2 separate regions of the Homo sapiens genome follow, and region 2 is linked to region 1. The links are chromatin contacts, found by Hi-C or POLR2A ChIA-PET in ENCODE. All regions are on one chromosome and are shown on one strand. Each heading gives the region's core, a stretch centred on a gene start or an enhancer-like site at or near the end of the contact. The rest is flanking DNA. Distances are from core to core; before and after follow the strand shown.

The links. A loop is a pair of places that touch in the nucleus more often than their neighbours do. ChIA-PET counts read pairs that join two places held with the same protein, here RNA polymerase II (POLR2A). Pooled maps may share reads with other maps.
Region 2: a map of OCI-LY7 shows a loop between it and region 1 (11-fold over the local background). The contact joins the enhancer-like site here to the promoter of FBXO2 in region 1. A Hi-C loop is called at or near these places in 14 of 168 maps with a recorded cell type or tissue (B cell, CD4-positive, alpha-beta T cell, CD8-positive, alpha-beta T cell and 10 more), 22 of 37 single-sample maps with no recorded cell type and 35 of 50 pooled maps. POLR2A ChIA-PET finds 5 or more read pairs at or near these places in 37 of 52 experiments (AG04450, B cell, BJ and 29 more).

Annotation. Positions count from the first base shown.
Region 1 is chr1:11,653,179-11,656,494 of GRCh38, reverse strand. It overlaps FBXO2 (F-box protein 2), which reads left to right and starts at 2,066. Exons shown (of 6, transcript NM_012168.6): 1 at 2,066-2,176. The coding sequence starts at 2,155. It overlaps FBXO44 (F-box protein 44), which reads right to left and starts at 1,618. Exons shown (of 6, transcript NM_033182.7): 1 at 1,543-1,618; 2 at 395-689. The coding sequence starts at 659. RefSeq lists silencers at 1,387-1,456, 1,507-1,736, 1,977-2,116.
Region 2 is chr1:11,899,782-11,904,651 of GRCh38, reverse strand. No RefSeq gene overlaps it. Among named protein-coding and RNA genes, the nearest start is that of RNU5E-1, 5.9 kb to the left of the region's middle. Within about 2 kb of position 3,036, at least 3 of the 41 ENCODE cell types and tissues checked have a DNase peak (open chromatin) inside an H3K27ac peak, as active enhancers do; they include HCT116, OCI-LY7 and PC-9, where a contact is called at or near this core.

The sequences.
Region 1 (3,316 bases), core at 817-3,316:
GCGAGACTCCATCTAAAAAAAAAAAAAAAATTAGCCAGGTGTGGTGGCACATGCCTGTAATCCCAGCTACTTGGGAGGCTGAACTTGGGAGGTGGAGGTTACAGTGAGCCAAGATTGTGTCACTGTACTCCAGCCTGGGTGACAGAGTGAAACTCCGTCTCAAAAAAAAAAAAAAAAAAAAAAGAGTATAGTAAGAATAAGAAACACCACTCTTGGCCTCAGTTTGCCCATCTGAAAAATGTGTGCACTAACAGTAGCTACCTCTTTGGGTTACTGTGAGAGAAGTAAAGGTGTTAAACCATCCAAAGTACCCGGCTCATACTAAGTGCTCAATACATGTTCCTGGTGTCATGACTGTGTACTGGAGGCATGCCAGACCCGGCCTGTACCCCACCTTCAGCGCACGGGTTGTGCAGGAGGTTCCTGTGCAGGCTCCGTAAGAAGTAGAAGATCTTCCAGTCGGCCACGGGCTGGTCCCAGTCCTCAGTGATGAAGCCCTCTCGCAGGCACTTGCGTTTCCAGAGGGTCACGAGGTCGATGAGGTCCCGCCAGAGGCTGCAGACCAGGCGGCAGTTCAGCAGCAGCTGGCGGGCGGGCACGTGCGTGAACAGCTCCAGCAGGATGTTCTCGGGCAGCTCGTTGATGTTCCCCACAGCCATGGCTTGTGGCTTCTGGACACCCTCCTGTAGCTGTTGAAAAGCTATGCTGCAGGCCTCATCCCTGCTCTGCCATTTATCTCGGGAGAGCATGGTGCCTCTCCCAGCCTGTTTCCTTCTCTGTAAATGGATGCCTTACCTCCAGGGGTCACTGGGGCGGTCCAAGGAGCTTGGGACACATCAGGTACTTTAATAAAAGGTGAGCTCTGATTTTTTTCTCTGGCCTCTCACAATAGAGGTGGAAGGCACTGCCCAAGGTCAAAAATAAGGGCAGAGGGGGAAGAAGCCCGGATCTTCTTTGATTCCAGGGCCAGCCTTTTTCAGTAGGCCAGTCTTTAATGGGGATATAATGCGCAGCCGGGCAGAGCACCCCAGGCCTCCGGTGCCGTCACCATCCTCTCTCCCATCCTCAGAACATGATGGGAGGAGGAGGCTAATTATCACTGCCTCCCGCGGAGGTCCAAAGGGCTCCAGCCACCTTCTCAAGATCTCAGAGGACATGATCTCCTGCCTAGGTGGGAGTGGCAAGAGGGTGGGCGACAGGGAAGGGCCCTTCCTATCTCCCCACCCCCACTCCCACCCCCAGCCCCGCGGCTGGGCTCCGCCAGCCCCAAGTCCGCCAGCGCGCCTGCAGCCTCCCCTTCCCACGCTGTGCCTTAAAATGCCCCCCAAAGTCTGGGCTCGGACCCCTGTACATCGATGGCGACCCCAGCCCCCGTTCGCAGCCGCGCAGCGCAGCCCGGGCAAGCTCGGCGGCCTGGGCCTGGTCGGTGCCAGGCCTCCCTCGGCAACTGCGGCGCGACCCGGAACCCAGGAGCCTTCCCGGCAGCCCCCGCCCAGCCGCGCCCCCTCCCCAGCGCCCCCCGCGCCCCCTCCTGCCGGTCACCTGCGCTCGGCCGCCGCGGCACGATCCGTTGGGCCGCCCAAGCTGCACCGCCTGGACCTGCGCTTGCCTGGAAAGCGAGGCCCCGCCCCGGCCCGCCAGGCCCCGCCCCCGCGCCCCGCGCCCCGCCCCGCGCAGCGCTGGGCCAGGGACGCACCCCCACCGCGTCGTAGGAAAATTACCTGGTGTGGGGGGTGGGGCGGAAGGCACCTCCTATACTCCGACTCCGCCTGGGCCACCCGCCCCTCACCCTCGGCCTGACCCAGCCTCTCCGTGCCTCCCCTAGCCGCCTCCTCCCAGCAGTCCCCCAGGAGCGAGCTGCGAGATGCCCCAAATCGGACCCCTCCCCAGTTGGAAAAAAAACGACTCCTGACCTTTCCCAGCCTCCTCGGTCCGCTGAGGAACCCGCAGCCCCGGGCCTCGAGCAGACTGCTGGGACTGCGGGGCGGCCGGGCGCGGGGCCAGAGGCGGGGCGGGGCGGGTCGGGTCGGGGGCCTTTAAGAGGCGCGGTCGCCGGGACCGACACAGACGCGGACAGCGCCGGGACTCGCCGCCCCGGGACTCGCGCAGCCCGCAGCGCTCCGGCTCCTCCTCTCGCGACCGCCCTCCGCAGCGATGGACGGAGACGGTGACCCAGGTAGCCGACGCCTGGACCGCTCGCTGCGGCGGGGAGGGGAGATGGGGTCGGCGGGCGAGCGCTGCACAGAGGGGCGTCAGAGAGCGAGGGGACCCGGAGACCTGGCGCGGCAAACTTTCACGCCAGCGAAGCCCTAGAGGCGGTCTCCAAAGAGCACGTCTCTCTGCTATCTTGGTCTGGCGGGAGGCCTTGAGAGGCGACTGGCAAGGAGAGAGAACTCCTGGGTCCCATTTAGCCAGGAAGTAGCACCAGAGGACCCCCACATTCCCGCCTCCCAGCTTCCTGAGGGTCTGTCTGGCGGGGGCCTGGGATGCGTCTGGGAGGGAGGCTGCGAGCCTTTTCTTTCATCAGCTCTTCCAGCTCTGGGCCTTGGGCCGTCTGAATCCCCGTGGGTTCCTTGGGGTCCCAGGCCTGGCCTCACCTATTCCTGCCTTCCTCCTGAGCTCCCTTGTCTGGAGGGGCTGCCCCTCCCCGGGGTGGTGAGATGCCCAGTGGGGACCCGACTAGCGGTGAGGGAGCGTTGGGGGCAGCTTTGGCTGGTGCTCAGGGCCTTCCCAGGCTGCCCAGTCATCCTCTCTGGCACCCAAGACCCCTCACCCCCATCCCTCCAACTCCCTGCGGGGCCTGCAGGGGTTGCCTGCTGAGTCAGGATGGAAACAAGACCTGCCTGCAGACAGCCCTCACTCTTTCCTCATCAGGTCCAGCTGGGGATGGGCATTGCTTGGGTTAGGCGGTGGCAAACAGACTGATGAAAGCTCAGGCCCCCCCTCACCCCCCATTCCCCCGCCTCCAGCCCTGAAAATTCCAGCTCTCGCAGCCCTTGCTCCCAATCCACGGCCTTCTGGCCACACCCTCTGTAGGGCTCCAGAACTGGCTCCTGCTTTTTCCCAGGGATCAGCTATACCCTGGACTCTGGGGCCCACTCCAGGTGAGTGAGTCAGCCTCGCAGGCAGGCAGCTTCCAGGGGCCAGATAACTTTCCGCCGGCAACAATGTGGGGAGTTGTGTGTGTAAGAGAGAGGGTGGGGGGAGCTGTAATTGGATCTGGGGCCTCGAGTGCCAGGCCCCGGGGCCAGAAGAGGGGACTGGGTGAGGTGCACCTTTCGGGGAGCATCAGGTGTCCGATGGGGCCAGGGCCGGA
Region 2 (4,870 bases), core at 1,787-4,286, 250 kb before region 1:
TTTTTTTTGTTTTTTTTTTTTTGGCGGAGTCTCGCTCTGTTGCCAGGCTGGAGTGCAGTGACGTGGTCTCAGCTCACTGCAACCTCCAACTCCCTGGTTCAAGTGATTCTCTTGTCTCAGCCTCCCAAGTAGTTGGGATTACAGGCACACGCCACCATGCTCAGCTAATTTTTGTGTTTTTAGTAGAGACAAGGTTTCACCATGTTGGCCACGATGGTCTCGATCTCCTGACATCATGATCTGCCTGCTTCAGCCTCCCAAAGTGCTGGGACTACAGGCATGAGTCACCGCGTCTGGCCTGGTGTAAGATTTTAACATACAGCCTGTATTAATTATGTTAGGGAAATTTCCTTCTATCATCAGGTTTCTCTGTGCTGAGTTTTTTTATCAAATGCTCTTCAGAATCTATTGAGATAGTTGTATAAATTTTCTCCTTTGAATTCAGCAATATGGTGAATTACATTGCTAGATTTTTTTTTTTTTTTTTGAGACAGAGTCTCACTCTGTTGCCCAGGCTGGAGTGCAGTGGCACGATCTCAGCTCACCGTAACCTCCGCCTCCAGGTTCAAGCGTTTCGTGTGCCTCAGCCTCCTGAGTAGCTGGGATTACAGGTGTGCACCACCATGCCTGGCTAGTTTTTCTATTTTTAGTAGAAATGGGGTTTTGTCCTGTTGGCCAGGCTGGTTGCAAACTCCTGACCTCAGGTGACCCACCCACCTTGGCCTTCCAAAGTGCTGGGATTACAGGTGTGAACCACTGCTCCTGGGCCATTGCTAGATTTTTGGATGTTAATTATTTGCATTCCTGAGATAAGGCCCATTTAAGTCATAATACATTTTTCTTTATAATTTGATTTTTCCTTTTTCTTTTTTTTGAGACAGAGTCTTGTTCCGTCACCAAGGCTGGAGTGCAGTGGCACAATCTCAGCTCACGGCAGCCTCAACCTCCCAGGCTCAAGCAATCCTTCCACCTCAGCCCCCTAAGTAGCTGGGACTACAGGCATGCAGCACCACACCCGGCTAAGATTTTTCCTTTTTGAAAATGAAAAATGCAAGACTCAAAGATCAAAACTATGTAAAAACATATATTCAGAGAAGTCCCACTCCTGTCCCTAGCCCCTTCGCCCAGTTTCCACTCATCCCCATTTTCAATAGTTTCTTTATTTAAAGAAAATTTGTTTACATTTTGTTATTTGTAATAGAGATGGGGTCTCACTATGTTGCCCAGGCTGGTCTCTAACTCCTGGGCTTAAGTGATCCTCCCAACTCCCAAAGTGCTGGGATTTCAGGTGTGAGCCACTGCACCCAACACATTTTCAATAGTTTCTAGTTTAAATTTTCTGTGTGTGTGTGTGTGTGTGTGTGTGTGTTTTGTAACAATAACCACACACATATAGTTTATTTCTTCTTCCTTTTTTTTTTTTCTTTTTTTGAGACAGGGTCTTACTCTGTCACCCAGGCAGGAGTATAGTGGTGTGATCTTGGCTCACCGCAACCTCCGCCTCCTGGATTCAAACATTTCTCCTGCCTCAGCCTCCTGAGTAGCTGGGATTATAGGTGCCCGCCACCACACGTGGCTAATTTTTGTATTTTTAGTAGAGGCGGGGTTTCACCATGTTGGCCAGACTGGTCTCGAGATCCTGACCTCAGGTGATCCACCTGCCTGGGCCTCCCAGAGTGCTGGGATTACAGGCATGAGCCACCACGCCTGGCACACACTTTTTTTTTTTTCTTTTGAGACGGAGTCTCGCTCTGTTCCCCAGGCTGTAGTGCATTGGCAAGATCTTGGCTTACTGCAACCTTCAACCCGCTGGGTTCAAGCAATTCTCCTGCCTCAGCCTCCTGAGTAGCTGGGATTACAGATGTGTGCCATCATGCCTGGGGAATTTTTGTATTTTTAGTAGAGACAGGGTTTCACCATGTTGGCCAGGCTGGTCTCAAACTCCTGACCGCAAGTGATCTGCCCGCCTCAGCCTCCCAAAGTGCTCGGTTTACAGGCATGAGCCACCATGCCTGGCCTGAAACTTCTACTTTTAAAAGTAGAGCTTCAAATCCAGCTCCATAGAGCATGGAATTGCGGAATCAGGGTACTTGAATAAAGTCTGAATCTCAGCCAAAGCCAGGGAGATTTGAAACCCAAGAGAAAATGCCAGGAAGCCCCGCTAGCTCTGATGAGGTCAGACGAGTGAAAGCTGTTCCTGCGGGTACCAAAGCTCAGAATGTTGGCAAAGCAGCATGGATTGTGGGAGGCTTGCCTTGGGTCCCATCTGTGGGTCACCAAAATGTCAACCTAAAATCATCAAAAGGGTTAGAATCTAATTTAAAGAGTGTTTATTCAAGCACAAAGTGTGAGGATGGACAATTCGGAAACACCAACTCCAAAGGAATGGTCAGCGTTCTAAAGTAGACAGAGACAGGGGAGTTTTTAGCAGGATTATAGCATTTTTCTTTTTCTTTTCTTTTCTTTTTTCTTTCTTTCTTTCTTTTTTTTTTTTTTTTTGAGACGGAGTCTCGCTCTGTCACCCAGGCTGGAGTACAGTGGTGTGATCTCGGCTCACTGCAACCTCCACCTCTCGGGTTCAAGTGATTCTCCTGCCTCAGCCTCCCAAGTAGCTGGGATTACAGGCACCCGCCACCACGCCCGGCTAATTTTTGAATTTTTAGTAGAGACGGGGTTTCACCATGTTGGTCAGGCTGGTCTCAAACTCCTGACCTCGTGATCCACCCACCTCGGCCTCCCAAAGTGCTGAGATTACAGGTGTGAAGCACTGCACCTGGCCATTCTTTTTTTTTTTTTTTTTTTGGCAGAGTCTCACTCTGTCACCCAGGTTGGAGTGCAGTGGTGTGATCTCGGCTCACTGCAACCTGCATCTCCTGAGTTCAAGAGATTCTCCTGCCTCAGCCTCTTGAGTAGCCACCACGCCCGGCTCATTTTTGTGTTTTTAGTAGAGATGGGGTTTCACCATGTTGGCCAGGCTGGTGTCGAATTCCTGACCTCAGGTGATCCTCCCGCCTCGGCCTTCCAGCACAGCTATAGGCGTGAGTCACTGTGCCCAGCCTCTTTTTTTTTTTTGAGATGGAGTTCGCTCTGTCACCCAGGCTGGAGTGCAGTGGTGTGATCATAGCTCACTGGAGCCTCAACTTCGCTGGCTCAGGTGATTCTCCCACCACAGCCTCCTGAGTAGCTGGGACTAGAGGCACTCATGCCACCATACTGGCTAATTTTTTGTATTTTTTGCAGAGACGGGGTTTTTCCATGTTGCCCAGGCTGGTCTTGAACCCCTGGGCTCAAGCCATCCGCTAGCCTCGGCCTCCTGAAGTGCTGGGATTACAGGTGTGAGCCACCATGCCGAGCCTTTAAAAAGTTACCGTAAATATATTTGACATTTTGAAATTCTGTGTGTCAAAAATAATCAAGCAAAAAGGTGAGCCTCCCACCAGAATCATACTTGCAATACACCAAAGGGTTAACAATTGTACTATATCAAAAAGCCTTACAAATTAATGAGATAAAGCTGGGTGCGGTGGCTCACGCTTGTAATCCCAGACCTTTGGGAGTCTGAAGAGGGCAGATGGCTTCAGCCCAGGAGTTCAAGACCAACCTGGGCAATGTGGTGAAACCCTGTATCTAAGAAAAAAAAAAAAAGAAAAATTAATGGGATCAATACTAAACTGCAATAGAAAATCATTGATAGTAGAGAGAAAAATTTTCCAGAAGAAATGTACATGTCTAATAAATATGTGAAAACCTGTTTGGTCTTACTAGTAATCAGAGGACTCCAAATACAAGCAACTCTGTATGTCACGTCCCATCTATTACATTAGCAAATACTTTTAAAATATAAAATTCAGAGGCAGCCATGTTACAGTGAAACAGGAACGCAGATGCCACAGGTAGAAATAGGAACTGGCCCAATCTTACTAAAATGTCACTTGATGATATGTATCAAGAGCCCTAAAAAAAGTGTTTTTTGAGACACAGTTTCTCTCTGTTGCCCAGGTGGGAGTGCAGTGGTGCGATCTTGGCTCACTGCAGCTTCTGCCTCCAAGGTTCAAGCAGTTCTCGTGCCTCCGTCTCCTGAGTAGCTGAGACTGCAGGTGTGTGCCACCATGCCTGGCTAATTTTTGTATTTTTAGTAGAGACAGGGTTTCACCATGTTGCTCAGACTGGTCTTGAACTCCTGGCCCCAAGTGATCCACCCACCTCAGCCTCCCAAAGTACTAGGATTACAGGTGTGAGCCACCGCGCCCAGCCTAACAAAAGTATTTTAACAGTTAATATATGTCAAGCCAATAATTTCACATGTGGGAATACATCCTAAGGAAACAGAAATGTACAAAAATGTGTGCAAAGAAACACACTTTTTTTTTTTTTTGAGACAGAGTCTCATTCTGTCGCTCAGGATGGAGTACAGTAGTACAATCTCAGCTCAACCTCCACCTCCTGGGTTCAAGTGATTCTCCTGCCTCAGCCTCCTGAGTAGCTGGGATTACAGGCATTCGCCACCACGCCCGGTGAAATTTTTTTTTTTTTGAGACAGAGTCTTGCTCTGTTGTCCAGGCTAGAGTGCAGTGGCACTATCTCGGCTCACTGCAACCTCCACCTCCCAGGTTCAAGCGATTCTCCTGCCTCAGTCTCCTGAGTAGCTAGGATTACAGGCACCAGCCACCATGCCCGGCTCATTTTTTTGTATTTTTAGTAGAGACAGGGTTTCACCGTGTTAGCCAGGATGGTCTTGATCTCCTGACCCCGTGATCCACCCACCTCAGCCTCCCAAAGTGCTGGAATTACAGGCGTGAGCCACAGGGCCTGGCCAACAGTAATTTTTATAATCAGAAGAATAAAAGAACAATGATATTGAAAAGAGAGG